2 separate regions of the Homo sapiens genome follow, and region 2 is linked to region 1. Evidence: chromatin loops called from intact Hi-C (ENCODE). Cell type or tissue: B cell. All regions are shown on one strand. Links, peaks and the distances in the headings refer to the core of each region. The heading gives the core; the rest is flanking DNA.

Region 1 (15,645 bases), core at 6,552-11,551:
TGTATAAACCTTATATTGTAAAACCTGTATACAGGTTGTATACAGATAAAACCTGGAGTAAAAAAAGAAAGAAATAATAAAGTTCTGTGAGGAGGTCCCAGTAAAGGGCTTCTTCTGAGAGCCTTGCATTCACTAGTTTAGGGCAAGGGTTCCCAGCCCTTGGGCCATGGACCAGTACTGGTCTGTGGTCTGTTAGGAACCAGGGCTGCACAGCAGGAGATGAGCCGAGGGCAAGCAAGCATTACCGCCTAAGCTCCGCCTCCTGTCAGATCAGCAGCATTAGATTCTCAAAGGAGCATAAACCCTATTGTGAACTGCGCATGTGAGGGATCTAGGTTATGTGCTCCTTATGAGACTCTAATGACTGATGATATGAGGTGCAACAATTTTATTCTGAATCCACCTCCCCCTCCCCAGCCCCTGCGACAGCCATGGGAACATTATCTTCCATGAAACAGGTCCCTGGCGCCAAAAAGGTTGGGAACCACTGGTTTAGAGCCGGGAAACCAGTCAAGTACATGTCAATTAATTGTTAACTTTTAATTTCTTCTGTTTACTCTATCAAGAAACCCTCTTCGAGGTCAGGTGCAGTGGCTCACACCTGTAATCCCAACACTTTGGGAGGCCAAGGTGGGCAGATCACTTGAGGTCAGGAGTTCGAGACCAGCCTGGCCAACATGGCACAACCCTGTCTCTACAAAAAATAAAAAAATTAACCGGGCATGGTGGCAGGCACCTGTAATCCCAGCTACTTGGAGGCTGAATCAGGAGAATCATTTGAGCCAGTATTGGGCCACTGCACTCCAGCTTGGGCAACAGAGCGAGACCCTGTCTCAAAAAACAAAAACAAAAAAAAGAAGCTGTCTTGGATGAAATATATTGCCCTTATATTTACATTAGTGCTAATTTGAAGGCTAAGGACTTTGACTTCTAAGGAGCAAAGTTAGGCAGAGAATTCAACAAAGACCTCAAACAAGATAGCCTATTAGAGTTCCAGTGCTTTTTGTAGTTTTGTATTTGTATATATCACACTTGGATTACATACCCCCTGGAGCATTTTCAGATGAGTTTTAATGTCCAAACAGTAGGTTTGATAAAGCATGAAGTGTTGCATATAGCCTGTGAATCTGACCTTGTTTTCTTAAAACTGGCGTGGTTTTTTTTTCCAATTACAAAAAGTTATTGGCTGGGCGCAGTGGCTCACACCTGTAATCCCAGCACTTTGGGAGGCCGAGGCAGGCAGATCATGAGGTCAGGAGATCGAGACCATCCTGGCTAACATGGTGAAACCCCGTCTCTACTAAAAATACAAAAATTAGCTGGGTGTCGTGGCGCATGCCTATAATCCCAGCTACTTGGGAGGCAGAGGCAGGAGAATCACTTGAACCCAGGAGGCGGAAGTTGCAGTGAGCCGAGATCGCGCCACTGCACTCCATCCAGCCTGGTAACAAAGCGAGACTCTGTCTCAAAAAAAAAAAAAAAAAAAAAAAGGCCGGGCGTGTTGGCTCATGGCTGTAATCCTACAGTTTGGGAGGCCGAGGCGGGTGGATCACCAGAGATCAGGAGTTCGAGACTAGCCTGACCAACGTAGAGAAACCCCATCTCTACTAAAAATACAAAATTAGCCAGGCGTGGTGGCACATGCCTGTAATCCCAGCTACTTGGAGGCTGAGGCAGGAGAATCGCTTGAGCCTGGGAGACGAGAGGTTGCGGTGAGCCAAGATCGTGCCATTGCACTCTAGCCTGGGCAATAAGAGCAAAACTGTCTCAAAAAAAAAAAAAAAAAGTGATTTATGCTCATAGTGGCCAAAGTACAAAGAGGAAAATGATAATCACTTACAATCCTGCTATATAAAGAACACTAAGTATTTCACATTTTCTTCTGTACTTTTCTTCTATGCATGTTCTCTTATTAAGATACACTATATGTGCGATTCAATATCATCCTTTTTATTAGCTTAACAGTGTACCATAAACATTTCACCGTATCAGAAGAGTTTAAAATCTGAAGTCTGAATGCTTGTGTTCAAATATTGCCTTCTCTAGTTAGTGTTTGAATGACCTCGGACAAAATATTTAACTTTCCTGTATCTCTCTTTTCCCCATCTGTAAAATGACACTAGGCTGGGTGTGGTGGCTCACTCCTGTAATCCCAGCACTTTGAGAGGCCAAAGTGGGAGGATTGCTTGAGCCTGGGAGTTCAAGACCAGCCTGGGCAATATAGTGAGACCCCATCTCTACTAAAAATAAAAAATTAGTTGAGTGTGGTAGCGTGCACCTGTGGTCCCAGCAGCTTGGGAGGCTGAGGTGGGAGGCACACTCAAGCCCAGGAGGTCAAGGCTGCAGCGAGCTGTTACTGCATCGCTGCACTCCAGCAACCTGGGTTATAGAACGAGACCTCATCTCAAGAAAAATAAATAAATAAATAAATAATAAAAAGGCACTAATAGACTTACCTCATAGAGTGAGAATTAAATGTATTAATACCTATAAAACACTTGGGAAAGTGCTTAAATGTAAGTGTTTAATGAAATCTTTGCCCCATTTCATCTGTTTCTTTAGGACTGAATCCTAAAAGTAAAATTGATGAGTCAAGGGGTATGATTGGTTTAAAGTAATTGTTACCTGAATTGCTTTCCTGAAATTTTCAGTCTCACCAACTGTGAGAATGGCATTCATTTCTTCCTTGTCAACACTGGTCATCACTTTTAAGTCTTTATTAGTTTGATAGATAAAATAGATGCATTTTTTCCTTAATTATTAGGTTAAAAGTGTTTTATTAACTGTTTATATATCCATTTTTATGAATTGAAATAGAATGAATCTATTTTTTCAAGATTAAAGGTGTTTGTCTAAGAGGAGCTATTTATTTTTAGTCAAGGCTTAATGAGGGCCAGCCCCAGTGGCTCATGCCTATAATCCCAACATTTTGGGAGACTGAGGCAGGAGGATTTCTTGAGTCCAAGAGTTCAAGACCAGCCTGGGCAATATAGCGAGACCCCATCCTGGAAAAAAGACATAATGGGAAAGAAACAAAAGAAAAAAAATGGCCGGGCATGGTGGCTCATGCCTGTAATCCCAGCACTTTGGGAGGCCGAGGCAGATGGATCACCTGAGGTCAGGAGTTGGAGACCAGCCTGGCCAACATGGTGAAACCCCATCCCTACTAAAAATACAAAAATTAGCCTGGCGTGGTGGCACATGCCTGTAATCCCAGCTACTCATGAGGCTGAGGCAGGAGAATCACTTGAACCCAGGAGGCAGAGTTTGCAGTGAGCTGAGATTGCACCATTGCACTCCAGCCTGGGCAACAAGAGAGAAACTCTGTTTAAAAAAAAAAAAAAAAAAAAAAGACATAATGAAAAGTACATGATACTACTGTCTTGGTTTTTTTTTTTTTTCTTTGATACTACTGTCTTGTGCTTGTCTTACCCTTTCCTAGGAAGCTTTATAAGCGATATGCTTTTCTACGTTGCGAAGAAGAAAGAGAGCAGTTTCTTTACCACCTTCTTTCTCTCAATGCTGTGGACTATTTCTGCTTCACCAGTGTGTTCACCACTATCAGTAAGTCTAGAGAATTGACCGTTAAGGGTTACTGAGGTGACCAATGCAATAAAAGCATTTATATTTTTTAAAGCAAGATATGCCATAGTACATGTGACATTGTGACATACGCCCAGGTCTCTGTTTAGGAGTAAAGGATATTCCCCAAATGCTAAGAGTGCTACAGGAAACCCTTGGCTGTCAGGCTTTAGAGAACGCCTTACTGAAGAAAAGTACCTCACTGGAGATGATACCTTCTGTCAGTTCCAGCCAGCATCCCATGACTGAACAAAGGGCTGTCCCGGAGCTCACCATGGGGGTTAGATAGATGAGGATTTCATTGAGACTGCATCGAAGCTTAACATCTTGCTTAACCAATCCTGCTTTCCTTCTCACATGTTGGTCCCAGGAGCAGCATTGTCCATGCTAATTTCTGACTCAGAGATTTCTTCCCAAGAAACCCAGTCTTTGATAGGAAATGTTACCTACAATAGATGAGAAAAGGAATGTTTTATTAAGTAAATATTTCAATATCTTAACGAAAACACATAAAATCAAAGTATCTGTGTGTTAATAATAAACTTATGCAATTGGACATCATTCAACTTTGGAAGGAAATGCTGATTGGAGAATTTTTTTTTTTTTTTTTTTTTTTTTTTGATAGAGTCTCACTCCATCACCCAGGCTGGAGTGCAGTGGCACGATCTCAGCTCACCGCAGCCTCCACCTCCTGGGTTCAAGGAATTCTTGTGCCTCAGCCTCCTGAGTAGCTGGAATTACAGGCACGCCCCACCACACCCGGCTAATTTTTGTATTTTTAGTAGAGATGGGGTTTCACCATGTTGGCCAGGCTGGTCTCGAACTCCTGACCTCAAGTGACCCACCTGCCTCAGCCTCCCAAAGTGCTGGGATTACAGGCATGAGCCACCACGCTGGACCTGGAGATTTTGTTGTTTTTGTTGTTGTTATTGTTTTTGGTTTTTTTGAGATGGTGTCTGGCTCTGTCACCTAGGCTGGAGTGCAGTGGTGGAATCTCAGCTCACTGCAACCTCCGTCCCCTGGGATCAAGCGATTCTCCTGCCTTAGCCTCCCAAATCACACATCTGTATATAGGCATATGTCACCATGCCCGGCTAATTTTTGTGTTTTTAGTGGAGACAGGGTTTCACCATGTTGGCCAGGCTGGTCTCAAACTCCTGACCTCAGGTGATCCATCCGCCTCAACCTCCCAATGTGCTAGGATTACAGGTGTGAGCCACTGAGCCTGTCCAAGAGATGTATTTTTTATAGAAAGCCGAATGATAGCATTTATTCTTTCCTTCATTGCTAATTCTTATTTGCAGTGGGTCCTCTTCCTTACTTTGGAGAATTTTTACTTGTATCAATTAGGAATTGCATTTAGCTGCAAGTATCAGAAACTTGAAAACCAGTGGTTTACAGCATAGTAATTTCACTTACATAATAAAGGTCTCAAAGTAGGCAGTGGGCAGTGCTGTCACGGACCCAGGCTCATTGTCTTTTTCCTGTTAGACATGCTCTGTGTGTGCTAGTTACCTCATGGTTTCAACATGGCTGTTCTCAGCATACCTTCCAGCAGGAAGGAGAGAGTGCCAAGGAGGGGCAGGATCTGTGCTAGAAAGACATAATTTTCCAAAAAATCTCAATAAATATCACTAACATTTCACTGGCCAGAATTGTGTAGGTTTTGGCTTTCCAGTCTCTGGTAACGGAAGACAAAGGAAAAGGGAATTGGAATGGGGATTAGGCCATCCTGTAATGCCTGTCAAGTTACTATTCGTTGATTAGGTTACTGCAGGTGTAAGAAACTAAAAAGTTATATACAGTTTTAAAATTGGGCCGGGCGCGGTGGCTCAAGCCTGTAATCCCAGCGCTTTGGGAGGCCAAGGCAGTTGGATCACAAGGGCAGGGGTTAGAGACCAGCCTGACCAACATGGTGAAACCCCGTCTCTACTAAAAATACAAAAATTAGCTGGGTGTGGTGGTGGGCGCCTGTAATCCCAGCTACTCAGGAGGCTGAGGTAGGAGAATTGCTTGAACCCGGGAGGCGGAGGTTGCAGTCAGCCGAGATTGCGCCACTGCACTCCAGCCTGGGCGACAGAGCGAGACTCCGTCTCAAAATAAATAAATAAATAAATTAATTAATTAATTTAATTAAATCGAAGAGGCCAGGCACAGTGGCTCACACCTGTAATGCCAGCACCTTGGGAGGCCAAGGCGGGTGGATCACATGAGGTCAGGAGTTCGAGACTGACGTGGCCAACATGGTGAAACCTCATCTCTACCAAAAAATACAAAAATTAGCCGGACGTGGTGGCGCTTGCTTTAGTCCCACCTACTCAGGAGGCTGATGTGGGAGAATCACTTGAACCCGGGAGGCAGAGGTTGCAGTGAGCCAAGATCACACCACTGCCCTCCAGCCTGGGTGACAGGTTGAGACTGTCTCTAAATAAGTAAGAAGTAGTAGCAGTAGAGGATTCCTAAAATCCTCCTTATATCTGTAGATTTCTCTTCATCTGAGTAACTCTTTCAATTTGAGGAATTCTTCATGAAAGAAATTTTTAAATTTAATCATATTGCTTTTTCATACTTAAACTATGAAATCACTGTTGTGCATCTGTGGGCCTTTTGCAGCCACAGAACTGCTGACCCTAAACATGCCTTTTTCTGCAGATTTTCTTAGCAGTGCAAGAAATGAGAAAAGCCTCTGGCACCTAAAATAAAGTCTTAACACTAACCTCTTCTGCTTTCAGTTTCAAAACCCATTTGATTCTGATGATTACTAAACCGTGAATATATGGCCTTTTCTCTGACATTTTCCTATCCTAAAGCCAAAATAAAAGGACACAAAGGGAGACTCTTCACCTAACATAAAGAAAGTCTTTTATGTAAAATTAGGGAAATGAACCATTTATCTCATTTGTTTTCCTCATCTAAGAGTGCACTGAACCATGAGCTCATATTGTGAGGCTATATCTAGGCACCTTCTTTAGTAAATGTTTTTCATCCTACTTGTAGATCTTTCACGGAGGGCTTCTAACACCCCCTCTTATGATCAAATGGGCAGAAATCCCAAGGATAACAACAAATATTGATTCTACCCTACTTAAAAAAAAAAATGGCTGGGCATGGTGGCTCACACCTGTAATCCTAGCACTTTTGGAGGCCGAGGTGGCGGATCACCTGAGGTCAGGAGGTCAAGACCAGCCTGGCCAACATGGGGAAACCCTGTCTCTACTAAAAGTACAAAAATTAGCTGGGCATGGTGGGCGCACACCTGTAATCCCAGCTACTCCAGAGACTGAGGTAGGAGAATCGCTTGAACCCGGGAGGCGGAGGTTGCAGTGAGCTGAAATCGCCCCACTGCACTCGAGCCTGGGCATCAGAACAAGACTTCTTCTCAAAAAATAAATAAATAGTGGCCAGGTGCGATGGCTCACACCTGTAATCCCAGCACTTTGGGAGGCCTTGGTGGGTGAATCACGTGGTCAGGAGTTCAAGACCAGCCTGGCCAAGATGATAAAACCCCGTCTCTGCTAAAAGTACAAAAATTAGCTGGGCACGGTGGCAAGCCCCCGTAATCCCAACTACTTGGGAGGCTAAGGCAGGAGAATCACTTGAACCCGGGCGGCAGAGGTTGCAGTGAGCTGAGATTGCACCACTGCACTCCAGCCTGGGAGATAGAGTGAAACTCTGCCTCAAAAATACATACATACATACATACATACATACATACATACATACATACATACATGGCAGGTGGCTCATGCCGGTAGTCTTAACACTTTGGGAGGCCAAGGCAGGCAGATCTCTTGAGCTTAGGAGTTTGAGACCAGCCTGGGCAACATGGCAAAACCCTGCCTCTACTAAAACTACAAAAAAATAGCTGGGCGTAGTGGTGCACACCTCTGGTCCCAGCTACTGGGGAGGCCGAGGTGGGAGGATCACTTGAGCCCAGGAGGTGGAGATTGCAGTAAGCTTGAGATCGTGCCACTGCACTCTACCCTGGGTGACAGAGCGAGACCGTGTCTCAAAAAAAAAAAACTTTAAAATTTTACAATCAGGCCAGGTGCAGTGGCTCATGCCTGGAGTTCCAGCACTTTGAGAGGCCAAGGCAAAAAGATCGCTTGAGTCCAGTTCAAGACTAGCCTGGGCAAAATAGTGACATGCTGTCTCAACAAAAGAACAATTAAAAAGTTAGCTAGGGGCCGGGCACGGTGGCTCATGCCTGTAATCCCAGCACTTTGGGAGGCCGAGGTGAGCAGATCACCTGAGGTCAGGAGTTCGAGACCATCCTGGTCAACATGGTGAAACCGCATCTCTACTAAAAATACAAAAAATAGCTGGCCGTGGTGGTGTGCAGTTGTAATCCCAGCTACTCAGGAGGCTGAGGCAGGAGAATCGCTTGAGCCCGGGAGGCAGAGGTTGCAGTGAGCCGAGATCATGCCATTGCACTCCAGCCTGGGCCACAAGAGCAAAACTCTGTCTCAAAAAAAAAAAAAAAAAGCTAGAGGTCGGACGCGGTGGCTTATGCCTGGAATCCCAACACTTTGGGAGGTTGAGGCCGGTGGATCACCTGAGTTCAGGAGTTCGAGACCAGCCTGGCCAATATGTCAAAACCCCTTCTCTACTAAAAGTACAAAAATTAGCTGGGCGAGGTGGCAGACGCCTGTAATCCCAGCTACTTGGGAGGCCGAGGCTGGAGAATCACTTGAATCCAGGAGGCAGAGGTTGCAGTGAGCCAAGAATGTGCCACTACACTCCAGCCTGAGCGACAAGAGTGAAACTCTAAATAAATAAAGTTAGCCAGGTGTGGTAGCGTGCACCTGTAGTCCCAACTGCTGGGGAGGCTGAGATGGGAGGATTGCTTGAGCCCCAGAGATCAGGGCTGCAGTGAACACTGATTGGGCTGCTGCACTTCAGACTGGGCGACAGAGCTACATCCTGTCTCTAGAAAACCAACAAACAAAAAACCAGAAATGTATGGCTGTGATGGACAAAAATGCTTATGTGCTTAAACCATCTGCCCCCTTTTTGTTTTGAGATAGGGTCTCGCTGTGTTGCCCAGGCTGGAGTGCAGTGGTGGGATCAGAGTTCACTGCATCCTTGACCTCCCTGGCTCAAGGGATCCCCCCTCCTCATCCTCCTGAGTAGCTGGGACTACAAGTGTGTACCACCAGACCTGGCTAATTATGTTTTTTATTTTGTATAGAGACAAGGTCTCACTTTGTTGCCCAGGCTGGTCATGAACTCCTGAGCGCAAGTGATCTGCCCACCTCAGCCTTCCAAGGTGCTAGGTAGGATTACAGACATGAGCCCCCGTGCCTGGCCCTGTCTGCACTTTTTTTTTTTTTTTTTTTTTTTTTTTGGAGATGGAGTTTCACTCCTGTTGCCCAGGCTGGAGTGCAATGGCACAATCTCGGCTCGCTGCAACCTCTGCCTCCCGGGTTCAAGCGATTCTCCTGCCTCAGCCTCCTGAGTAGCTGGGATTACAGGTGTGTGCCACCACACCTGGCTAATTTTTGTATTTTTAGTAGAGACGGGGTTTCACCGTGTTGGTCAGCCTGGTCTCAAGCTCCTGACCTTGTGATCCACCCACCTCGGCCTCCCAAAGTGCTAGGATTACAGGCCACCACATCCAGCCGTTTTCTTTTTTCTTTCTTTTTTTTTTCTGAGGCAGAGTCTCACTCTGTTGCCCAGGCTGGAATGCAGTGGTGCAATCTCAGCTCACTGCAACCTCTGCCTCCCGGGTTCAAGTGATTCTCCTGCCTGAGCTTCCCAAGTAGCTGGGATTTCAGGCGCCTGCCACCACACCCGGCTAATTTTTGTACTGTTAGTAGAGACGGGGTTTTGCCATGTTGGCAAAAAAAAAAAAGAAAAAAAAAGAAGGGAGGACATGCATAACATCTAACCTCTCGTGCTTCCACATTTGAGCAAAGGACAGTGATAGGGCAGTGACATCTAGTGGTCTGTCTGTGGAAGAGCCTCCCTGGGCTCCTCTTGCGTGTGAGTCACCTTAATAGCTTTCAAAGTTGTGGTTTATAGACTTCACGATATGTCCAGAGTGGAGGTTCCATTGTTTATTATTTGTGGTTTTTGCATATTGTTCTGTAAACTTGGGACAGGAAAGTTCTGAAATGCAGTGCTTTAAAGCATTGCCCAAGAAACTCAATACTGTCCAAGAAGTCATCCACCCCTCTTTTTATATAAAACCATATCAGTAATCATGTTCATTTCTATTCAATTTTGTTACAAAATTAATTTTTAAGAAAATTTAAGCAATGAAAACACAATATACACAGTCAGTGTTCACATCTTTAGGTATTCTCGTGCTAATGCTTGAGATTGTTCATACGTTTAATGTTGATATATGCATCATACATACATGATGATATACATGCTGTGAAAACCACTGCTACGAGTATTGAGACTTCTGGTTTGCAAACTAGATCTCATCTTTCTAGACTGAAAGGTTATGATCTCAACTTTTCGTATAAGTACATCTTGATAGCTCATAAAAAGCAAATTATCAATGAAAACCAACAAGAGTTCTTAATATATGTTTTGTTATAAGGAGAATTTTATTCCCGCTTTTTAATTAATTTCTGCATTTTTCTTTCAGTGATTCCGTATAGGTCAGTGATCATCCCAATCAAAAAGCTGAGCAATGCAATAATCACATCAAACCCTTGGATCTGTGTATCAGGAGAGCTGGGAGACACAGGAGTAATGCAGATTCCCAAAAACCTCCTCGAAATGACCTTTGAGGTAGGTTCAGCTAATACCTTTCCTAGAAGAATGTATCACGTGTAGTTTTACAGATGATTCTGTCTGGCTTTTTCATTTTTCCTTGAATCAAATAAAATAGAGGAACACTCAAAGCGTGCAGGATCATTTTTGTGATTATATGTCTAAAGTTGTCTTAAGCAGCTTATATACTAATTTGTTTTGCATTTTCATTGTTAAGCTCTATTTTTCACTTGTAATGATGTGCTTTGGGGCTTTCTAGGTCTTCTCCTACTATTTTCAGGGTCTAGCACAGATTCTAGCAAGCAGGAAATATTCAAATAAATGTTTTCCCCGCGGTGGTTCTCCTCCCTACTGTAAAATGTTTTCTGCCCAAACCTGGTCATCCTTTGGCAAAAGGACAGGAGAGCTGATATTCATGCTTATGGATTTTTTTTTTTTTTTTTTTGAGACGGAATCTTGCTCTTTCGCCCAGGCTGTGCAGTGGTGTGATCTTCACTCGTTGCAACCTCCACCTCCTGGGTTCAAGCATCTGCTTACTGGTTTTAGACCACATGGTGACATTTATAGAATGATTCTATAAAAATGCCTTTTGGCCAGGCGCAGTGACTCATGCCTATAATCTCAACACTTTGGGAGACCAAGGTGAGCAGATTGCTTGAGCCCAGGAGTTTGAGACGACCAGCCTGGGCAACATGGTGAGACTCCATCTCTACAAAAAATACAAAAATTAGCTGGGCATGGTGGCATGCACCTGTAGTCTGGGTACTTGCAAGGCTGAGGTCACTTGAGCCCAGGAGACAGAGGTTGCAGTGAGCCAGGATTGTGCCACTGCACTCCAGCCTGGGTGACAGAGTGAGACTGTGTCTCAAAAAACAAAACAAAACAAACAGCCACCTTTTAATATTGTAGTCAATTTTCAGTCTTACTTGGTGAAATAGTTCCATGGGGTTAAGCCTGTACACAGGTTGATCTTGGTGGAGGAAGAGGACAAATAATTGTTGTGTTTGAGGAAGGAAATGGTACGAACTGAATGTCCCATTCTCATGTTCCTTGGGGTCTCGAAATAGCAGTTTCCACTTAGAGTCATGATGCCCTCCCGCCCCCAGGAGCCCAGTTTGGCCTTATCCATGCAGTAGACTCAAAGCCACCTGTATATAAAATATTAAAACCCTTGGCTTTTCTTCATCTAACAATAATGAAAGTACATTAAAACCCCCATCATTGCCATTTCTAAGCTGTCTCTCTCATGTCTACCTACTTCTTTCCATCTCTGCTGCACAACTAATTCAAGATGCCATCATCCCTAAGTTAGAGCATGGTGATGCCTTCTCACTGAGATACAAAGAATAAAGTGCTTTAAGAACTCGTAGCTCTGGCCGGGCCAGTGGCTCACGCCTGTAATCCCAGCACTTTGGGAGGCCGAGGCAGGCGGATCACCTGAGGTCGGGAGTCTGAGGCCAGCCTGACCAAAATGAAGAAACCCCCTCTCTACTAAAAACACAAAAATTAGCCGGGCATGGTGGCACATGCCTGTAATCCCAGCTTCTCGGGAGGCTGAGGCAGGAGAATCGCTTGAATCCGGGAGGCGGAGGTTGTGGTGAGCGGAGATTGCACCATTGCACTCCAGCCTGGGCAACGAGAGCGAAACTCTGTCTAAAAAAAAAACAAAAAAAAAAAACTCGTAGCTCTAATGGGTACAAAAAAATAGAGTGAATAAGACCTAGTATTTGCTAGCACAGCAGGGTGACTATAGTCAACAATAATTTAACTGTACATTTTAAAATAACTAAAAGTATAATTGGATTGTCACACAAATGATAAATGTTTGAGGTGACAGACACCCCATTTACCCTGATACAGTTATTAGGCATTGCATGCCTATATCAAAATATCTCAATTAATCCATAAATATACACATCTACTAGGTACCCATAAAAATTAAAAATTAAAATTAACCAAAAAAAAGAACTTACAATTCTGATGTTGTCATCCAGCACATTGTTGGGGTCAGTGATCTTTTCATTATCAGATTTTAGAAGTCAGAATTTAATTAGTATTCATTTTTGCTATTCCTATTATCATTGCTTTATTTTGTACTTGTCCACAAAGGACCAGTGAAGATAACTTATTGATAACTATGCCTTTTAAAAAATAGCTTCAAAGACTTCTAGTATATGAGGTCTGAGGTCAGTTCTGCCTTAGTATCTTATTGGAACAGAAAAATATCAACATCTCATGTACCCTATAAATATATATACCTACTGTGTACCCACAAAAAATTTTCTAAAAAAGAAAAGAATATCAGTGTCAGTGATTTTTAAAATCTATAATTGTTTTCTTGACCTCTTTGTAACAAAATCTAAATAGCATCTTTTTCCTGTTTTTAGAAATTATTCTTACCCTTCAAGGCACAAGTCACTGTCTGTGTTGTTTGTGGGTTCCCCAAGTAGAAGTAACTGTTCCTTCCCCAGCGTTCTTCTAGCACTTTTTACATCTCTAATCTAGCACTGTGTGCAGTGCCCCTCATTTGGTAGTTAATGTCCATATGTCTCCTATCTCATTATGTGGGAGCTCCCTGAGAGCAAGGAATATATGTGAATATATTTCTCTAGTGCATAGCTGAATACATTATGCAGGGTTTGTCTCTGCAGTTGTTAAATTAGACGGAACCAAAGTACCTGTAAAGCTGAGATGTAACAGGATGGGATTGGGTACTAAATAACCTAAGGTCCTGTCCCTACAGTGCCAGAACTTGGGGAAGCTGACCACTGTTCAGATTGGTCACGATAACTCAGGACTGTTAGCCAAATGGCTAGTGGATTGTGTCATGGTCAGAAATGAAATCACAGGACATACATACAGGTAAGTAAATGGCCTTGGGAACTCAGAATTCTTTGTTTTAAGACTCTTCAGGTAAGAAAAGGTTTAAGAATTGTAGGCCAGGCACAGTGGCTCACACCTATAATCCCAGCACTTTGAGAGGCCAAGGCGGGTGGATCACCTGAGGTCAGGAGTTTGAGACCAGCCTGACCAACATGGTGAAACCCCATCTCTACTAAATAAAAAAAAATTAGCAGGGCATGGTGGTGTACGCTTGTAATCCCAGCTACTTGGGAGGCTGAGGCAGGAGAATCGCTTGAACCCGGGAGGGGGAGATTTCAGTGAACCGAGATTGCACCGTTGCACTCCAGCCTGGGCAACAAGGTGAAACTCCATCTCAAAAAAAAAAAAAAAAAAAAAGAATTGTTTGAACTCTTCCACTGCCTTCTGAATTTTAGGGTTTTTTTTTCCAGGTGAGGGGGGCAATTTTTTTTTTGTTTATGTCATACAAAATTGCCCCCCAAAAAACTTTTTTTTTTCTTTCTCTCTCTTTTTTTTTTTTTTTTTTGGGCTGAGACAGAGTTTCACTCTTGTTGCCCAGGCTGGAGTGCAATGGCGCAATCTCGGCTCACTGCAACCTCTGCCTCCCAGGTTCAAGCAGTTCTCGTGCTTCAGCCTCCCGAGTAGCTGGGATTACAGGTACCTGCCACCACGCCCGGCTAATTTCTGTATTTTTAGTAGAGATGGGGTTTTGCTATGTTGGCCAGGCTGGTCTCAAACTCCTAACCTCAAGTGTTCCACCCACCTTGGCCTCCCAAAGTGCTGGGATTACAGGCATGAGCCACCATGCCCAGCCTCAAAAAACTTTTTAAAACAACAGATGTTTGCTGCTATTGCTTAGTCCACAAGTGTTGGAAAGATTAATATAACTCTCAGAAAAAAAAGAAAATAAAAAAGAAGCCTAAAATAATTTCAGTGGGAGGAAAAGATCTCTTGGATTCCACTAGTCACAGCCAACACTACTCTATGGAAACATTGTCCTCTTTTCTTCTGTGCCTGAACTCCCAAATTAATTTCTAGTTTGAAAATATTCTGACCGGGTGCAGTGGCTCACACCTGTAATCCACACACTTTGAGAGACTGAGATGGGGGGATCACTTGAGGCCAAGAGTTCAAGACCAGCCTGGGCAATGTAATGAGACCTCTCTATAAAAAACACAAAAATTAGCCAGGTGTGGTGGTGCACACCTGTAGTCTCAACTACTCAGGGGGCTGAGCGGGAACCCTGTCTCAAAAAAATAAAAAATAAAAAACTTGTTTTCTGTCCTACCAGATTCCCATGTGGGCGGTGGCTGGGGAAAGGCATTGATGATGGGAGCCTGGAGAGAATTCTTATTGGAGAGTTGATGACATCAGCATCAGATGAAGATCTAGTAAAGCAGTGTCGGACTCCACCCCAGCAGAAGTCACCCACCACGGCTAGGAGATTGAGCATCACTTCACTGACAGGAAAAAACAACAGTAAATTTATTTAAATTTTTCTTATGTGCTCCTATGATGTAGGCTTCATGTGACCATTTGATAGAAAACAGTTGTGTTAATGAATGTAGTGAGGAGATTTTAAAAAGAAGAAAGTTGAGGAAAATTCATAAATATTCAAAAGCCGGAAGAGTTTAGATGTTAAAATCTAATTTTTTAAAAAACTTGCATGCTCTGTTTTTATTAAGCTGTGGAAATATGAGTAAATATTTTACCTGAAACTTTTATTTTTTGAGACAAGGTTTCACTCTGTTACCCAGGCTAGAATGCAGTGGCACAGTCTCAGCTCACTGCAGCCTCTGCTTCCCGGGTTCAAATGATCCTCCCACCTCAGCTTTCCAAGTAGCTGGGACTACAGGCACACAACATCACACCTGGCTAATTTTTGTATTTTTTATAGACTGCCTTTCGCCATGTTGCCCAGGCTGGTCTTGAACTTCTGAGCTCAAGCGATCTGCCTGCCTCAGCCTCCCAAAGTGCTGGCATTACAGGCGTGTGCCACCAGACCTGGCCTTGCCTGAAACTTAAAAGAGAAATAATAATAGTTATATATTACAGTACTCCCAGATAGCCATATCTAGCCTTTTTTTTTTTTTTTTTTTTTTTTGTGAGATGGAATCTCACTCTGTCACCCAGGCTGGAGTGCAGTGGTGCGATCTCAGCTCACTGCAACCCCCGCCTCCCGGGTTCAAACGATTCTCCTGCCTCAGCCTCCCAAGTAGCTGGGATTACAGGTGCCCGCCACCACATCTGGCTAATTTTTTATATTTTTGGTAGAGACAAGGTTTCCCCATGTTGGCCAGGCTGGTCTCAATCTCTTGACCTTGAGATCCACCCGCCTTAGCTTCTGAAAGTGCTGGGATTAGAGGCATGAGCCACCACGCCCGCCCCAGTGTCTCTTATTCTAAGAGATTAAAATTTCCTTCTACCCCTTCTGTCCCAACTTTCTTCCTATAGTAAGGATGAAACAAAATA
Region 2 (15,645 bases), core at 3,724-8,723, 190 kb before region 1:
ACTTTGGATGCTAAGTTTGACTGCCACATTGAACTTCTCTTGTCAACACAGCACAGGCTCAGTGACCCCAACCCCCCTATACCCCTCTCAGTATTTATCATGTCTCATTGAGTGGGCCTGGAACTAGGGTCTGCATATCTCCATTGGCCCTATCTGATTAAAGTGATCATGACCTATTGTATTCTGAAGTGCTACGCAAGAAGTGCTAGACCTCTTGGACTGATTTTCATGACTGGGCGTGGTGGCTCATGCCCACTTTGGGAGGCCAAGGCAGGAGGATCATTTGAGTTTAGGAGTTCGAGACTTACATTGCACACCTGGGCAATGTAAGGATACCCTATCTCTATTAAAAATAAAAATAAAAAGTTGGCCAGGCGGGGTGGCTCACACCTGTAATCCCAGCACTTTGGGAGGCTGAGGCGGGCATAGCACTTGAGGCTAGGAGACCAGCCTGGCTAACATGGTGAAACCCCAGCTCTACAAAAAATACAAACATTAGCCGGGCATGATAGCTTGTGCCTGTGGTCCCGGTACTCAGGGAGCTGAGAGGTGGGAGGATCATTTGCACCCAGGAGGTGGAGGCTGCAGTGAGCCTTGATCATGCCACTGCACTCCAGCCTGGGTGGCACAGTGAGACCTTGACTCAAAAAATAAAATAAAATAAATAAAGAATTAGCTGGGCATGGTGGCATGTGCCTGTAGCTGCAGCTCCTAGGGAGGCTGAGATGAGAGGATCACTTGAGCCTGGAAGATGGAGGCTGCAGTGAGCTATAATCACACCACTGCACTTCGCCCACAATCCCTCGCACTCTTCCTTTCCAACTTGGGCCCCTCAGAATGCCTCCCGCAAAGAAGGGTGGTGAGAAGAATTACAGTTCTGCCATCAGTGAGCTGGTGACCAGAGAATATACCATCAACATTCACAAGCGCATTCATGGAGTTGGTTTCAAGAAGAGTGCCCCTCGGGCACTCAGCGAGATCTGGAAATTTGCCATCAAGGACATGGGAACTACGGATGTGCACACTGATACCAGGCTTAACAAAGCTGTCTTGACCAAAGGATTAAGGAATGTCCCATATGGCATCCCTATGCTTTCAAAAATCTACAGACAGTCAATGTGGATGAGAACTAACCACTGATTGTCGAATATATCAAATAAAATTATAAAACTGCCTTCCAAAAAAAGAAAATCACACCACTGCACTCCAGCCTGAGCAACAGAGAGAGAGAAACTGTCTCAAAAAAAAAAAAATCAAAATAATGAGATAGAGTATGTTAAAATGTCTAGCTCAGTGTCTGGCACACAGAAACAATGAGTTACATATATTGAATACTTTCTATGTTCTAGGGACTGTGCTAAGCACTCTACATGTATTATCTCCTTCAAACTTCACAATAACTTAATTTTGATCTGCACTGGACAAATAAGGAAATTAAAGCTAGAGTAACATTAAGCAGATTGTCTTATAGATACTAAAAGAAGTGAGATTTGAACCCAGGTAGTGAGAGTCTGGAGGTTGTCCCCTTTATCAGCACACCAAACCACCCCAAAACATACTGGTTGAAAAAAAACCAAAATTGAATAAAATTTTTGTAAGAATTTGGATCAGTCCTTGTCAATCAACCAAAATGAGTAGAATTTTAGGAAATGTAAAGTTTTGAAACTTTACAAAAGTTTTTGAAAATGAGTAGGATGCAATAAAAACTGGACATAAATCTTTTGGCTCTTTTTTGTTTGTAAATAGATTTGTGAGTACAATTTTATTTATTTATTTATTTATTTATTTGTTTGTTTGTTTGACAGGGTCTTGCTCTGTTGCCCAGGCTGGAGTGCAGTGGCACAATCTCAGCTCATCAAAACCTCCATCTCCTGGGTTCAAGCGATCTTCCCATCTCAGCCTCCTAAGTAGCTGGGACCAAAGGCATACGTCACCATGCCCAGCTAAGAGGTACAATTTATATATATTAAAATGTATTTGCTAGCCAGGCGCGGTGGCTCACGCCTGTAATCCCAGCACTTTGGGAGGCTGAGGCGGACAGATCACCTAAGGTCAGGAGTTCGAGACCAGCCTGACCAATACGGTGAAACCCTGTCTCTACTAAAAATACAAAAATTAGCCGGGTGTGGTGGCGTGCACCTGTAATCCCAGCTACTCAGGAGGCTGAGGCAGGAGAATTGCTTGAACCCGGGAGGCAAAGGTTGCAGTGAGCCGAGATTGAGCCACTACACTCCTACCTGGGTGACAGAGTGAGACTCCATCTCAAAAAAAAAAAAATGTATTTGCTGTAAGAGTACATTGGGTTTTGACAAATATATCTGTCTGTGAAAGCACTACCACAATCAAGGTACAACATTTTCCCATTGCTCCGGAAAGCTCCCTCCTGCCCTTTTGCAGTCAATTTCCCACCACATCACCTCTGGCCCCAGGCAACCACTGATCTGCTTCCTGCCCAGTCTAGAATTTCATATGAGTAGAGGGATACACTATGGACTCCTCTGTGCCTGGCATCTTTTGCTTAGCATATTTTTGACAGCCATGCACCTTGTGGCATGTATCAGTGGTTCATTCCTCTTTACTACTAAGTAGTGTTCCCTTGTATGAGGATACCAATTTAATTCTCCATTCATCTGGTGATGGACATTTGGCTTATGGATTAGTCAGGAGATAGAAACCAGTAATTTGAACACGAAAATTTATTATAATTGTTAGCTAGTAAAAAGTGGTTAACAACAACAAGGGGTAAAAGAGGGTTCTAAGGTGGCTCAAACCTGTAATCCCAGCACTTTGGGAGACTGAAGCAGGTGGATCGTTTGAGCCCAGGGGTTTGAGACCCGCCTGGGCAACAGGGTGAAACCCTGTCTCTACCAAAAATACAAAAAACTAGCTGGGTGTGATTGCACATGCCTGTGGGTGGTCCCAGCTCTTTGGGAGGCTGAGGTGGGAGGATTGCTTGAGCCAGGGAGGTGGAGGCTGCAGTGAGTCGAGATTGTGCCACTGCCCTCCAGCCTGGGTGAGTGACCCGCCACCCCCCCAAAAAAGAGGGCTGTAAGGGATCGAGAAGTAGCAAATACGATGAGGAGAATGGACTCTCCAAAATATTTAAGTCGTGTTAAGGAGAGGAGAGGTTATTTTTCTCTTTTGATGCTATGACAATCCTTGTCAACACCGTTCTTCACCACCACACTCCAGCCACATATAAACAACCAAGAAAGAAGGGATTGATTGCTAATGTAACTATTTAGAGCCCAAAACATTCATTGGACCACATTTTACTGGTAGTCAGAGTCACCATGTGCCACCAGCTTAGCAGTGCTATCAATCTCTCATTCCTCCACTTCCGCAGACCGTGGCAGGACTCAGCTATCCCAAGCATGCCATGCCGTCCATTTGAGGCTTTACCAGTAAGTCCTTTGGAGACAGCAGATCATTGCTCAGATTTTTGTTCACTGAGCTAATTTACTTCTCTGTCATTATTTCAGAGGACAATCTGCATATAATGATACATAGCTAATTCTTGAGTATCCTTTCAACTTCGTTTCATTGTAGCTTAATGCAGAATATACTTACACAGTGTCATCCTGAAGTGATAATTAAAAAAGTATACGGATATTTTCAAATTAGTGTTTAATTTTGTAATGTGTGACTATTTTCCTAAAAGCTTTAGGAAAGATTTTAGGAATTCTATTTTTATGAGATTAGTATATTTTAATTGCATGCATTGTTTGTTGGTGATTCAATTTTTTTCACCTTAAAAATATTAATGTGGGGCTTACAAACTCATAAATCAGTTACTGGTCAAATTTAAAAAAAAAATGACGTGCCTTGGCTAGTGCAAACAGTAAATCAGTTTTTTTACTGTGTTTGTTTGATTCGCTTGGAATCTAACAAACATTCTGTAAGAAGTTACCACCGAAGACAGGAGAAACAGATACCTGGCACTTCCTTCCTTACTAATGAAATGTTATGCATTTCAGTACTTTCTACGTGAGGAAAAGCAATATTGCATAAGAGTAATTAAAGTGTTCACAATTAGGTCCATACTCTGGTTTCTCTTCAGATCGTATACGTCTTTTGTCTTTTACTAAAGATTTCCGTGGAAGGGAACAATTCTGAGTTTTTGACTAAGTTTTGTTTTGTTTTGTTTGAGACGGAGTTTTGCTCTGTTGCCCAGGCTGGAGTGCAGTGGTGCGATCTTGGCTCACTGCAACCTCTGCCTCTTGGGTTCAAGCCATTCTTCTGTCTCAGCCCCCCAAGTAGTTGGGACTACAGGCACTCACCACCATGCCAGGCTAATTTTTGTATTTTTAATAGAGACAGGGTTTCACCACGTTGGCCAGTCTGGTCTTGAACTCCTGACCTCAGGTGATCTGCCCCCTTCGGCCTCCCAAAGTGCTGGGATTACAGGCGTGAGCCACCGTACCTGGCCTGACCAAGTTTTGAGGCCTTGCATATGTGGAGCTTATTTTTATTTTTATTTATTTTTTAATCTTTATTTTATTATTATTTTTTGAGACAGAGTCTCACTCTGTCACCTGGAGTGCAGTGGCATGATCTTGGCTCACTGCAACCTCTGCCTCCCGGGTTCAAGTGATTCTCGTGCCTCAGCCTCCCAAGTAGAGCTGGGATTACAGGTGTGCACCACCACACCTGGCTAATTTTTGTATTTTTAGTACAGACGGGGCTTCACCATGTGGATCAGGCTGGTCTCGAACTCCCGACCTCATGTGATCCACCTGCCTCGGCCTCCCAAAGTGCTCGGATTACAGGTGTGAGCCACCATGCCCAGCCCAGGACTTATTTTTTAAAAAATGTTACAGATATTAAAGTTTGTATATTTTTCTGGTAGAATCAACAACCTGTTATCACCTAGATAACTGCTCTTCTTTCAACACTCAAATATAAATTGAGGGGCTAAATAGGACCAGAGTTCTGCTAGATACCAGAAAAGTGAAGAACCACAGAGTCCAACTCTTGCTCTGTGGAGTTTACAACACAGCTAAGAAGACACAGAAAAGCCATTACAAGTGTTTTTGAAGAAGTACAGGGTGCAACATGACCTAAAGGTCAATTACCCAGACTGTGGCTCACCCTGATTTCTTGATTCTTCTTGTATTTTCTTTTCTTTTCTTATTTTTTTTGAGACAGTCTTACTCTGTTGCCCAGGCTGGAGTGCAGTGGCGCGATCTCGGCTCACTCTAATCTCCGCCTCCCAGGTTCAAGTGATTCTCCTGCCTCAGCCTCCCGAGTAGCTGGGACCACACGTGCGTGCCACCACACTGGCTAATTTTTTGTATTTTTAGTAGAGACAGGGCTTCACCATGTTGGCCAAGATGGTCTCGGTCTCCTGACCTCGTGATCCGCCCGCCTTGGCCTCCCAAAGTGCTGGGATTACAGACATGAGCCACTGCACCCGGCCAATTCTTCTTATATTTTACTAATTATTATTTTATTGATTTTTTTTTTTTTTTTTTTTTTTTAGTAGAGACGGAGTTTCACCATGTTGGCCAGGCTTGTCTCAAACTCCTGACCTCAAGTGAGCCTCTCGCCTTGGCCTCCGAAAGGACTGGGATTACAGGCTTGAGCCACTGCACCCGGCCTCATTTTATTTTTATAGAGACAGGGTCTCTCACTATTTTGCCCAGGTTGGTCTTGAATTCCTGGACTCAAATGCTCCTCCTGCCTTGGCCTCTCAAAGTGCTGGGATTACAGGCCTGAGCCACCATGGCCAGCCTCTTTCATTTCAAAATTGAAGAAAGAAAGTGAAGATACAAGCTACATTAAATGATGGTATGCACGCACATGTATCTTCTAGGAAGAACATTATTCAGTCAAATAATCGAGGTTCTCTCAGGCAACCTCTCTGGAAGGTTTGCTTGTATGTCTAGTGGTAGATGCCCCAAATCCCCAAAGAAGAAAGCAGGGAGTGGTGTGGAAGGGGTTGCCATGTGGAGATGAATTGCATTCAGTTTTCTATCTTTTAAGTTTTATTTTTACTTACATGGCCGGGCACAGTGGCTTATTATGCCTGTAATCCTAGCACATTTGGGGGCCAAGGCGGGAGGATCACTTGAACCCAGGAGTTTGAGAGCAGCCTGGTCAATACAGTGAGACCCTGTCTCTTAAAAAATTATTTTTTAAATAAATAAATGTTATTTTTTTACTTAGATGGAGACAGAGTCTCCCTCTATTGCCCAGGCTGGTCTTGAACTCCTGGTCTCATGTGATCTTCCTACCTGGGCTTCCCAAAGTGTTGAGTAAATTACAGGTGTGAGCCACTGAGCCCAGCCAGTTTTCTTTCAAAGGAAAAAGAACTGGTTGTCGAGTTCCTTCCGAGAAGGCAAAAGACAGCTGAGCAGGGCAAGAAAGCCGTGCCTTTGGGAGGAGCAGAGTTCATGGTCTAATTCCTGTTGCTTTAGCCTCCGATTGTTACTTGCGGGGAGAGCCGATAACATCGGATGGGTACAGGGCTGCGGAACTGGAGCGCCTTGGCTATTTACACTGACCTGGAAAATGTCAGGATAAATGACAGAAGGCGGGGGTTGGTGACTGCACTCCTTCTAGAAGTCTCAACGCTTTGTGGGTATTGAGTTGTGTTTTTTCCCCCTCACGGTTGACTTGTCACTAAGTCACTAAGGATGGCCTGTAAATGGGGTGACGGCTGGGGGAAGGGAGGACCTTAAAGTGAGACAGGCACCCCCACACAGGTCACAGTTTAAAAGACGATGGTTCAGACCGTTATGCGAAATGATCTCAGAGCGGCTGTTCACCTTCCCCAAAGCTGCATTAAAAGAAATAAGGATGGGTGACAACCCCTTTAGAAGACAGACCCCCACACTGAGGCTAGCCCTCTTATCGGCTGGCCAGGGCGAGGAGGGGTGTGTGCAGGGTCGCCCTCGATGCCGCAGCCGGGGCCAGTGGGCACGAATGCGGCCCCACGCCAGGCTTGGCCTCCGAACCCGCTAGGCGCGCGCGCACGGTAGAAGCGCGCGCCTCCGTCCCTCGCGAGCGCGCCCCCCACCCCTCTCCGTCGCACGCGCCGAGCCCCGGCGCCCCCGCCCGCCCCGCGCTCCCACAGCCCGAGCGCCGCTCAGCTGACCCGCGGGCGCCAGACGCGGCGGCTCTCAGCTCGCGAGCGCAGCTGCGGCTGCGAGGGCCTCTCAGGCCGACACTCCCCCCGCGCCCCTCCCCCACCCGGCCGGGCTCCGGACCCGCCGCGCGCGAGCCCGCGGCCGCTTCCCCCGCGCCGAGCGAGGAGGCAGGCTGCGGCGGCGAGAGGCGGCTGCGCGGCCATGGGCGCGCCAGTGTCGCCCTAGGGCGGGCGCACAGACCACAGCCGGAGCGGTGGTGGCAGCCTCCGCAGAAAGCCTTCCCGGGCGGCGGCGGCGGCGGCCCCTGGAGCAGCGCGGCCGGGATGAGCGGGAGCTGCGCGGCGCCCGGCCCGGGCTCGGGCTCCTCCCCGGCCGCCTGCCGCTTCGCGCACTACTTCGTGCTGTGCGGGATCGACGCGGACAGCGGGCTGGAGCCTGACGAGCTGGCGGGTAAGGCCAGGGCTGCGGCGGCGCTGAGCCCCCTCAGGGGCGCGGGGGACGCTGTGGGGACGCGCGGGAGGCGGGGTGCAGGCTCCAGACAAAGTCAGCTCCCGGTGGCGCCCTCCCGCCGCTTTCTGGCCGAACTGGCGCTCGGGCGCGATTTAATGACATTGTTATTTATTCCGCGTGCGGGCTTTGCGGCTGCGCCCACCGGGGCTTTCGCCTCCAGGCGCTGGGTTATTAATAACAGGCGCGGGGGTGGCCCCAAGGGCACGGACCCCGCCTGGCGCGCCGGCCCCTTCGCTTGCAGCCGCACTCGGAGGCGGCCGGTGAGTCACCGGGCGCGCGGGCTGCCCCCCGACCGCCGTGCCTGCCTCCCACCCGCCAGCCACCCGGCCCCGGCCGCGAAGTTTCGGCCCCGCACGTGACGCGGCTTTCGGGCCTCTTCGGGAGACGGGGAGTCGGACTCAGCTCGGCTCCCGCCGGGGTAGCGTCCGCGGAGGAGCCGGTGGCCGTGCGGAGCGAGCGCGGGGCGGGGACCGGTCGGACTCTGCCCTCTGCGCCGCCTGCCGCTCTGCGGTGCCGGCCAAGTCACCTTTTGGAATCCTGTGGATTTGGCCGCGTCTGGGAGCTGGCAGGGACCTTTGGACGCTCGGGACCCAGCACCGCGCTTTGTTGACACTGCCTACACTGTTCCCGAGTTTAAATTCAGTTGGGTGCACCGTGTGTTAGTGCCTGGTTTTCCCGGAGGGGTACCGGTCCTTCCGCTTGACTCATTTGATGGCGCAGTGCGGGGCTGTGCTGGGCAAACGACGCCGTTAAAAGGGGCCGCTAAAGGGCGATGGGCGGGGGCAGGGCAGCGGAGTGCGCAGTGTCGAGAGGAGGCCGGGGAGAAACAACTGATTTCATTTTTCACGCCTGTTCCTTTCTGCTTGCCTCCGCGGGATCTGAATCTTGATTTGTTGTTGTTGTTAAATGGGTGAGAGAAGTGACATCTACCGCCTGAACTTTGTGTTAAAGACTTAGGTCATAGCCTTTCAGAACAACTTCCTTTGGACAAATAATTCCTTATTGATTGCACTAACGTAAATTTTTCGCTTTTCCTTTGGTGGGGGTGGGGAGACTGGGAAGAATATATTAAATAATAAACAATAGTAAACAAAACTGTTCAGCCTTAAAATACAGTCCCCATCAACCCACGTCTTGGCTATCTTCTTCTTAACTCAGCTTCAGAGCAAAACATTTTCTTTTTTTCATATTCTTCGGAGGTAGAAACACAAAACATTTTCAACAAAAACTGTAAGTCTAGTTTTAGTTAAAAAAAAATTTGGAGAGATAATAGAATACCAAGTTTTTCCGTATGTGTAATTATGTAATCACATTGTTTCTTCAACTAAGATTTCATGTACATGTTAAGAATGGCTTTGTTAAAGGATATGAAGAAAAAATGTCTGCAGAGAGATTTGGAGAGATTCTTCTCGAGATTGGTGAAGGAATATTGTTATTTTTCTAGACTCCTTTCTTCCCTAAAGATCCTAAACATTTGTGGCACCAGGGTCACTTGGAGGCCTTCTGTCAGTGATGACTAATGAAAGGAAAAAAGCCTGTATTTTTCTTTTCCGTTTGCCTACTGAAGCTAAAACTGTACCTTTTAGGTGTGACCTAGGACTCTTTAGGCACAGAGAGAATGATGTTAACAAAACCATCAATTAGACTTTAATGCATTTTTAAGAAACAAACTATGATGTCTCTTTTTGCAAAACTGTGTGAGTGTGGGTGATTGGGATTTCTGCTTCTCATAATATTTAATGTATTCAGGTAATAATGTATTTTGCCTTGTAATATTTCAGTATCATTCATCCAACAGTTTTGAAAGCATCTATCTGTAGTCGGTTTTTTAGGCACTGGGGACAGCTGTGAAGAAAGCAGTCAGAAATCCCTGCCATCATGGAGCATACGTTCTAGTGTAAAGAGATAATGAAAATACAATCATCTCTCCGTAACCATGGGGGATGGATTCTAGAGTGTCCCCCACACCAAAATCCTCGGATGCTGAAGTCTCTTATAATAAAATGTTGTAGCATTTGTATATAACCTATGAACATTTTCCTGTACACTTTGTCATCTCTAGATTACTTACAATACCTGTTACGTTGTAATGTTATGTAAATAGTTGTTATACTGTATTGTTTAGGGAATAATGACAAGAAAAGAAGTCTGTACATGTTCAGTACAGATGCAACCATTGTAGGCCTAACTACATTTTCAATCTGTGCTTGGTTGAATCTGTGGATGCGGAGTCCACGTGAAGTGCCGACTGTATATAGTTCTCCAGATGTTAATAAGTGCTATGAGGAAAAATAAAGCAGGGGAGTGGATTTAGGGACATGCCAGCAGAGTGGTGGGATGGTGGGGTTGTGATTTTAAATAAGATGGTTAGGGAAGGCCTCACAGGGAGGGTGACATTTGAACAGAGCCTTGAAGGACATGAGGAAGCAGGCCAGATGGATCACCTGGGGGCACAGCATTGCACGCAGAAGAAACAGCAAGTGCGAAGACCCTGAGTGGGACAGTCACTAGTTTGTGCTGGTAACAGCAAGGAGTCCAGTATGGCTGGAGCTGAGGGAGAGGGAGAGTAGTAGGTAAGATCAAAGAGAAAGGGCAGGGGAGATTGTATAGGGCCTCATGCAGTTTTTAGGCTTTTAACTCTGAGATGGGAAAGTATTGGAAGGTTTTGAGCAGAGTAATGACAAGATCTGATGTGCCTTCTAAAATGACTGTTGTGGCTGCCATGTTGGGTAGACTATATCAGGGCAGGGGTAGAGGCAAGAGACCAGTTAGGGAGCTCTTTCAGTATTTGAGGTGAGAGGCTGGATGCTGTGGCTCACGCCTATAATCCTAGCACTTTGGAAGGCCGAGGCAGGTGGATCACTTGAGGTCAGGAGTTCAAGACCAGCCTGGCCAATATGGTGAAACCACATCTCACCTGAAAATACAAAAAGCTGGGCGTGGTGGCACATGCCTGTAATATCCCAGTTACTCTGGAGGCTGAGGCAGGAGAATCGCTTGAACCCAGGAGGTGGAGGTTGCAGTGAGCTGAGATCGTGCCACTGCACTCCAGCCTGGGCAACAGAGGGAGACTCTGTCTCAAAAAAAAAAAAAAAAAAAAAAAAAAAAAAAAAAAAAAAGGTATTTGTGGTGAGAGAAGTTGTTGGCTTGGTGAAGCAGCAGGAAGGACTCAGATTCTAGATAGATGTTGAAGGTAGGCCCAACGAGATTTGCTGATGATTTATATGAATATGTATGAATTCTATGAATATGGTAGTCATATTCAAAGAAGTGATCAAAGATGACTCCAAGATTTTGGGGCTGAACAATTATAAACTTCTCTCCTGAAATAGGAAGACTGATGGAGAATCAGACTGGAAATCAGTTCAGTTTTGGATGTATTAAGTTTGATGTGTCCATTAGACATTCAAATGGAGATGTCACATAGACAAGACATCTCTTGGGGGAAGATCTGGACTGTAGGTATAAATTTAAAGCCATGAAATTACTTAAGGGTTGAGTATAGATAGAAAAGAGAGGAGGACACGCAAATGATTGAGCCCTGGGGCCATTCTAGCATGCATAGGTGGGGAGGATGAGGAGGAGGAGGCAACCGAGGAGATTAAGGAGTGTGGATAGTGACATGGCAGGAAAACAGGAGAATGTCATATCATGTTCTCAACTAAGAATTTTCTTGACTATTTCCGTAGAGCAACATTTGGGGATCATGAAACTGTGTTAGGCAAATTAGCCAGAAGGTAGTTTCTGTTTTGCTGCATTAATTTCAAAGTTAATGATAGTCAAGTTTCTATTTTGCCTTGCTGGAGCTGATCTGTCTTTATCACACTTTCTTAGCAAGTTGTCACCGTGCCTCTAGAAGGTCTTAATTGACTTCTATTAAACATAAATTCTACCAGTTGCTTCATAGACTTTCTTAACATACGCATATTCCTAGAATTCACACTCTGCAGGTGGTGGGACATTGAAATCAAAGACAACAACAGTTAAATAGACTAAGACCTTATAATAAAACTTATCAAGGCTTCAAATGGTTTTTAGACCCTCCTAGTAAAACCAAGCTTAAACAGCAATGGAAGAGACTTCTTTCATCTCAAATACGTAGAACTCTTAATAGCTGAAAATAATTTAACTATATACATAAAAATATATTTTAAAATGGAGGACTTAGAAACTTTATGGTGATGTCCACATGTATATACTGATATACTCATATTACCTGTCGTCCTTTCTGTACCACATCGAAGTTCTTGTGCTTCTCCTACCCACTGTATATTTTCAAGAGGTACTTTGCCCATGAACAAAACGTCCTTTGGGAGAAATGTTTAAATTCCCTTTAAATATTAAAGATAAGGAAAAGGTTTCAAAACGAGATTCTTTATTGCATGTAGAAGAAAGGAGGTATAAATGGAGGTAAATCATGCAATTAGTTGATGTCAGGGAAGGCAGACATCATTTTGAAATCTTATTTTATAGCTTTTATTTCCTTTAAGACCTGGCTGTAGGAGTACACATGGCTTAATTTACAGCAGTCAATCTTTTGAGCAATGGGAAAATGAAGGACATGATAAGGCCTTGATTAAGTAAAATAAATATACAAGCCCTCTAAGAGAGAAGGGACTTTGCCTCTTTCGTAGTACCTTATATACAGTACACAGTGTTTAATAAGGGAATGAATATAAGTTTACATGAGTCTACAAATTATGTGATGACCAGAATATTCTTAAAGTGTTCCCTTGGTAGCCTGGATTCAGCCCTCCTAATAGTTGTCGAAGTCTGATGGATGAGATCTCTGCCATAGAACTTTGTTTAGATCTTTTCCTTAGTGTCTCTCTCTAGCTATTTTTAGCTTTGGTTGTGTTGGGTGTGGTTTTCAAAAGAGCGTAGAGACGGTGGAGACCATGATCTGAATTCAAATAAGCAGAACATTTAGTCAAGACTGACAGAATATCATGTCACGTTAGTTCTTGAAGGGACCTTAGACATATTTATGGTAAAGAGACTGAGGCTCAGAGATTAAGGGCCCTCTCAGATTACATTTGATCAGCAGTAGACACCTGACTAGTGCCTGGTGGTTCCAGTCCACTATGCTCCATAGTTATTCTATTTAAACTCAGAAAAAAGATGAGCTTGACTCATTCAACAAGCATTTCAGGATTGCCCTTATTCCAGACTGAATGTCATAGTCAAGACTGTGCTGAAGTGTGTTTTTTAAAAACAGTGGCCGGGTGTATAGGCTTAATTGGGATAGAAGCTGCCGTGATCCAAATACCATTGATACTGTGTCAATTGTTAGCTTTGTTGACATCCTTGGCTCACAATAGGTTCTTGGGAGTTTGGAAGGTCTGCCCCGGGTAGCTCAGGGGCTGGGGAAGGAGTAGTACAGGGATCAGCCTTCATTTTAATGAGGCCAAAGAAGATTCAAGATCTGGTTGCTGTGTGCTAGTTTGGCTCTTTGTCCCCAAACCTCATGTTGAAATTTGATTCCTAATGTTGGAGGTGGGGCTTATTGGGAGATATTTGGGTTATGGGGGCAGATCCCTCGTTAATGGCTTGGTGCCCTCCTAGAGGTAATGGGTGAGTTCTCCCTTTATGAGTTCCCACAAGAGCTAGTTGTTAAAAAGAGTCTGGCACCACTCCCCTACCCTCTTCGTTCCTCTCTCTTGCTATGTGATCTCTAATTGGCTAGCCTTCTGCCATGAGAGGAAGCAGCCTGAAGCTCTCACCAGAAGTAGATGCTGGCGCCATGCCTCTTGCGTAGTATAGCCGCCAACTATTTCTTTTCTTTTTCTTTCTTTTTTTTCGGGGAGGGTGGGTGGGGGGTGTGGGACAGAGTCTCTGTTACCCAGGCTGGAGTGCAGTGGTGCAATGTTGGCTTATTGCAGCCTCAATCTCCTTGGGCTCAAGCAGTCCTTCACCTCAGTCTCCCTAGTAGCTGAGACCACAGGCATGTGCCACCATGCCTGGCTAATTTTTGTATTTTTTGTAGAGATGGGGTTTTGCCATCTCTACAAAGATGTTGCCTAAGCTGATCTCAAACTCCTGAGCTCAAGCAGTCCACCCATCCTTGGCCTCCCAAAGTGCTGGGATTACAGGCAGTGAGCCACCATGCCTGGCTGCGCCATTTCTTTATAGACTACCCAGCCTCAGGTATTTTCTTTATAGCAACACGAAAACAGACTAAGACACTGTGGTATAATGATCATTTAATTTTGGAAATCTACTGGAAATAAAACTCTTTATAGTGAAATTGGCCCAAGAGTGAGTGAAGCTAAATTCTCTGTGATAACCCCAAGGCTCAGGCTTATGGCCCATTTTGTTAATACAGGACACACCAGCATAGACAACTGGGAAGACAAGGGAGGGGAAGAGGGTGAGACATAGTGTCTTTGAGGGAGGAGAGAAAGGGAAAGAAAAGGGGACAGGGAGAGAGAAAGGAGGCTGGAGGAGTACAAGTTCTGTTTGCTGCTAAGGTGTTAAGACAGACTGTCCTAAAATTCCTGTGCACATCCTTTTGCTTGTATTTCCACTGTTGGTCACAGATACTCTCAGAGTAATAAAAGTAAATATCTAGAATACAATGCATTGTTAGTCATGATTTCCATAAAGCTTCATACGGAAGAAAACAATTTCCTCTTCTATAATTTACTGAATGGTAGAGATGGTTCTATACAGGATGCTTTAGGAAACGTGCCATATGCCTGATCCTTAGCATTTTTGTTTAATAATGACCTAAATTTTGTTTTTGGTAAAACCATAACTAGCTATTATATTTTGGATTATTTAATGTTAAATGCTTACAGTGTGTCAGATTCTGGAGTACATACGTAAGTGGTGGCCACTGTCCTATAAGAATCTGTGATGAAATAGTAAAATAGCTAACATTTATAGAGTGCTTTCCACATGCCAGACACTGTGCTAAATTCTTGTTGTTGTTGTTGTTTGTTTTTGTTTTTGTTTTTGTTTTTTCCCAGACACAGTCTTGCTCTGTTGCCCGGGCTGGAGTGCAGTAGCGTGATCTCGGCTCACTGCAACCTCTGCCTCCCAGGTTTAAGTGATTCTCGTGCCTCAGCCTCCCAAGTAGCTGGGACTACAGGTGCGTGCCACCATGCCTGGCTAATTTTTGTATTTTTTGGTAGAGACGGAGTTTCATCATGTTGGCCAGGCTGGTCTTGAACTCCTGACCTCAGGTGATCCTCCTGCCTCGGCCTCCCAAAGTGCTAGGATTACAGTTGTGAGCCACCCCACCCAACCACTGTGCTAAATTCTTTATAGTCAGTACCTCATTCAGTCTGGACAACAACCTTAGGAAATAGGCATTCTTTTCTCTCTCTCTCTCTTTTTTTTTTTTTTTTAAAAGACTGAGTCTCACTCTGTCGCCCAGGCTGGAGCGCAGTGGCGCTATCTCTCCTCACTGCAATCTCCGCCTCCCGGGTTCAAGTGATTCTCCTGCCTCAGCCTCCTGAGTAGCTGGGATTACAGGCACACGCCACCACACCTGGCTACTTTTTGTATTTTTAGTAGAGATGGGGTTTCACCATGTTGATCACGCTTATCTAAAACTCCTGACCTTGTGATCCACCCACCTTGGCCTCCCAAAGTGCTGGGATTACAGGCGTGAGCCACCACGCCTGGCCTGTTTTCTCTTTTGTACACAGGAGGAAACTGAGTCTAGAGAATGAATACTTTACTTCAGTTCCTATAATAAGTAAGAAGCCTGGATTGAAGATCTGTCTGACATAATTCATCCATACCCATAACATCCATACCCATAACCACTATATTTGCTGTCTCCCTAGTAACATATGCTGTATCATACAGATTGTAAAATCTACCAGAATATAGATCCCAAATGGGTAACCTTATCGTCAAGTGAAATTATCTTCTTATTCCTCTATATGGGAAAGATATTAAAGGCGACACTATCGGGCAGGCCTTTATGACCTGACCTAGCTTGTTTCTTCTTTGGTCAGCACTAGTAATTTCTCTTGCATGCATTTCCTCATTCATTCATCACAGATTTAGATTTAGAAGATTATATATTTAA

The links. A loop is a pair of places that touch in the nucleus more often than their neighbours do. Peaks named below come from ENCODE experiments on the same cell type or tissue, not always from the same donor. Only the 100,000 strongest peaks of a DNase experiment are listed, where the experiment ranks them.
Region 2: it touches region 1 in a loop (8-fold over the local background); 15 of 110 quality-filtered maps call a loop at or near these places.

What each region holds. Positions count from the first base shown.
Region 1 is chr12:31,397,182-31,412,826 of GRCh38, reverse strand. It overlaps DENND5B (DENN domain containing 5B), which reads left to right. Exons shown (of 21, transcript NM_144973.4): 14 at 3,443-3,564; 15 at 10,184-10,329; 16 at 13,055-13,173; 17 at 14,465-14,652. Among named protein-coding and RNA genes, the nearest start is that of LINC02387, 36 kb to the right of the region's middle. RefSeq lists enhancers at 6,527-6,696, 7,577-7,716. In B cell, for the core only: a CTCF peak has its summit at 9,509 (motif pointing left); a DNase peak (open chromatin) is centred at 9,516; H3K27ac peaks cover 325 bases.
Region 2 is chr12:31,582,602-31,598,246 of GRCh38, reverse strand. It overlaps DENND5B (DENN domain containing 5B), which reads left to right and starts at 7,111. Exons shown (of 21, transcript NM_144973.4): 1 at 7,111-7,541. The coding sequence starts at 7,415. DENND5B-AS1 (DENND5B antisense RNA 1) reads right to left here and starts at 8,324. Exons shown (of 3, transcript NR_046909.1): 1 at 8,128-8,324. It also overlaps the pseudogene RNU5F-4P and the pseudogene RPL31P50. RefSeq lists enhancers at 6,301-6,530, 8,511-8,590 and silencers at 6,961-7,250, 7,321-7,590, 7,741-8,080. In B cell, for the core only: no CTCF peak of the experiment used is centred there; DNase peaks (open chromatin) are centred at 6,646, 7,186, 7,686, 8,356 and 1 weaker place; H3K4me3 peaks cover 2,523 bases; H3K27ac peaks cover 2,710 bases.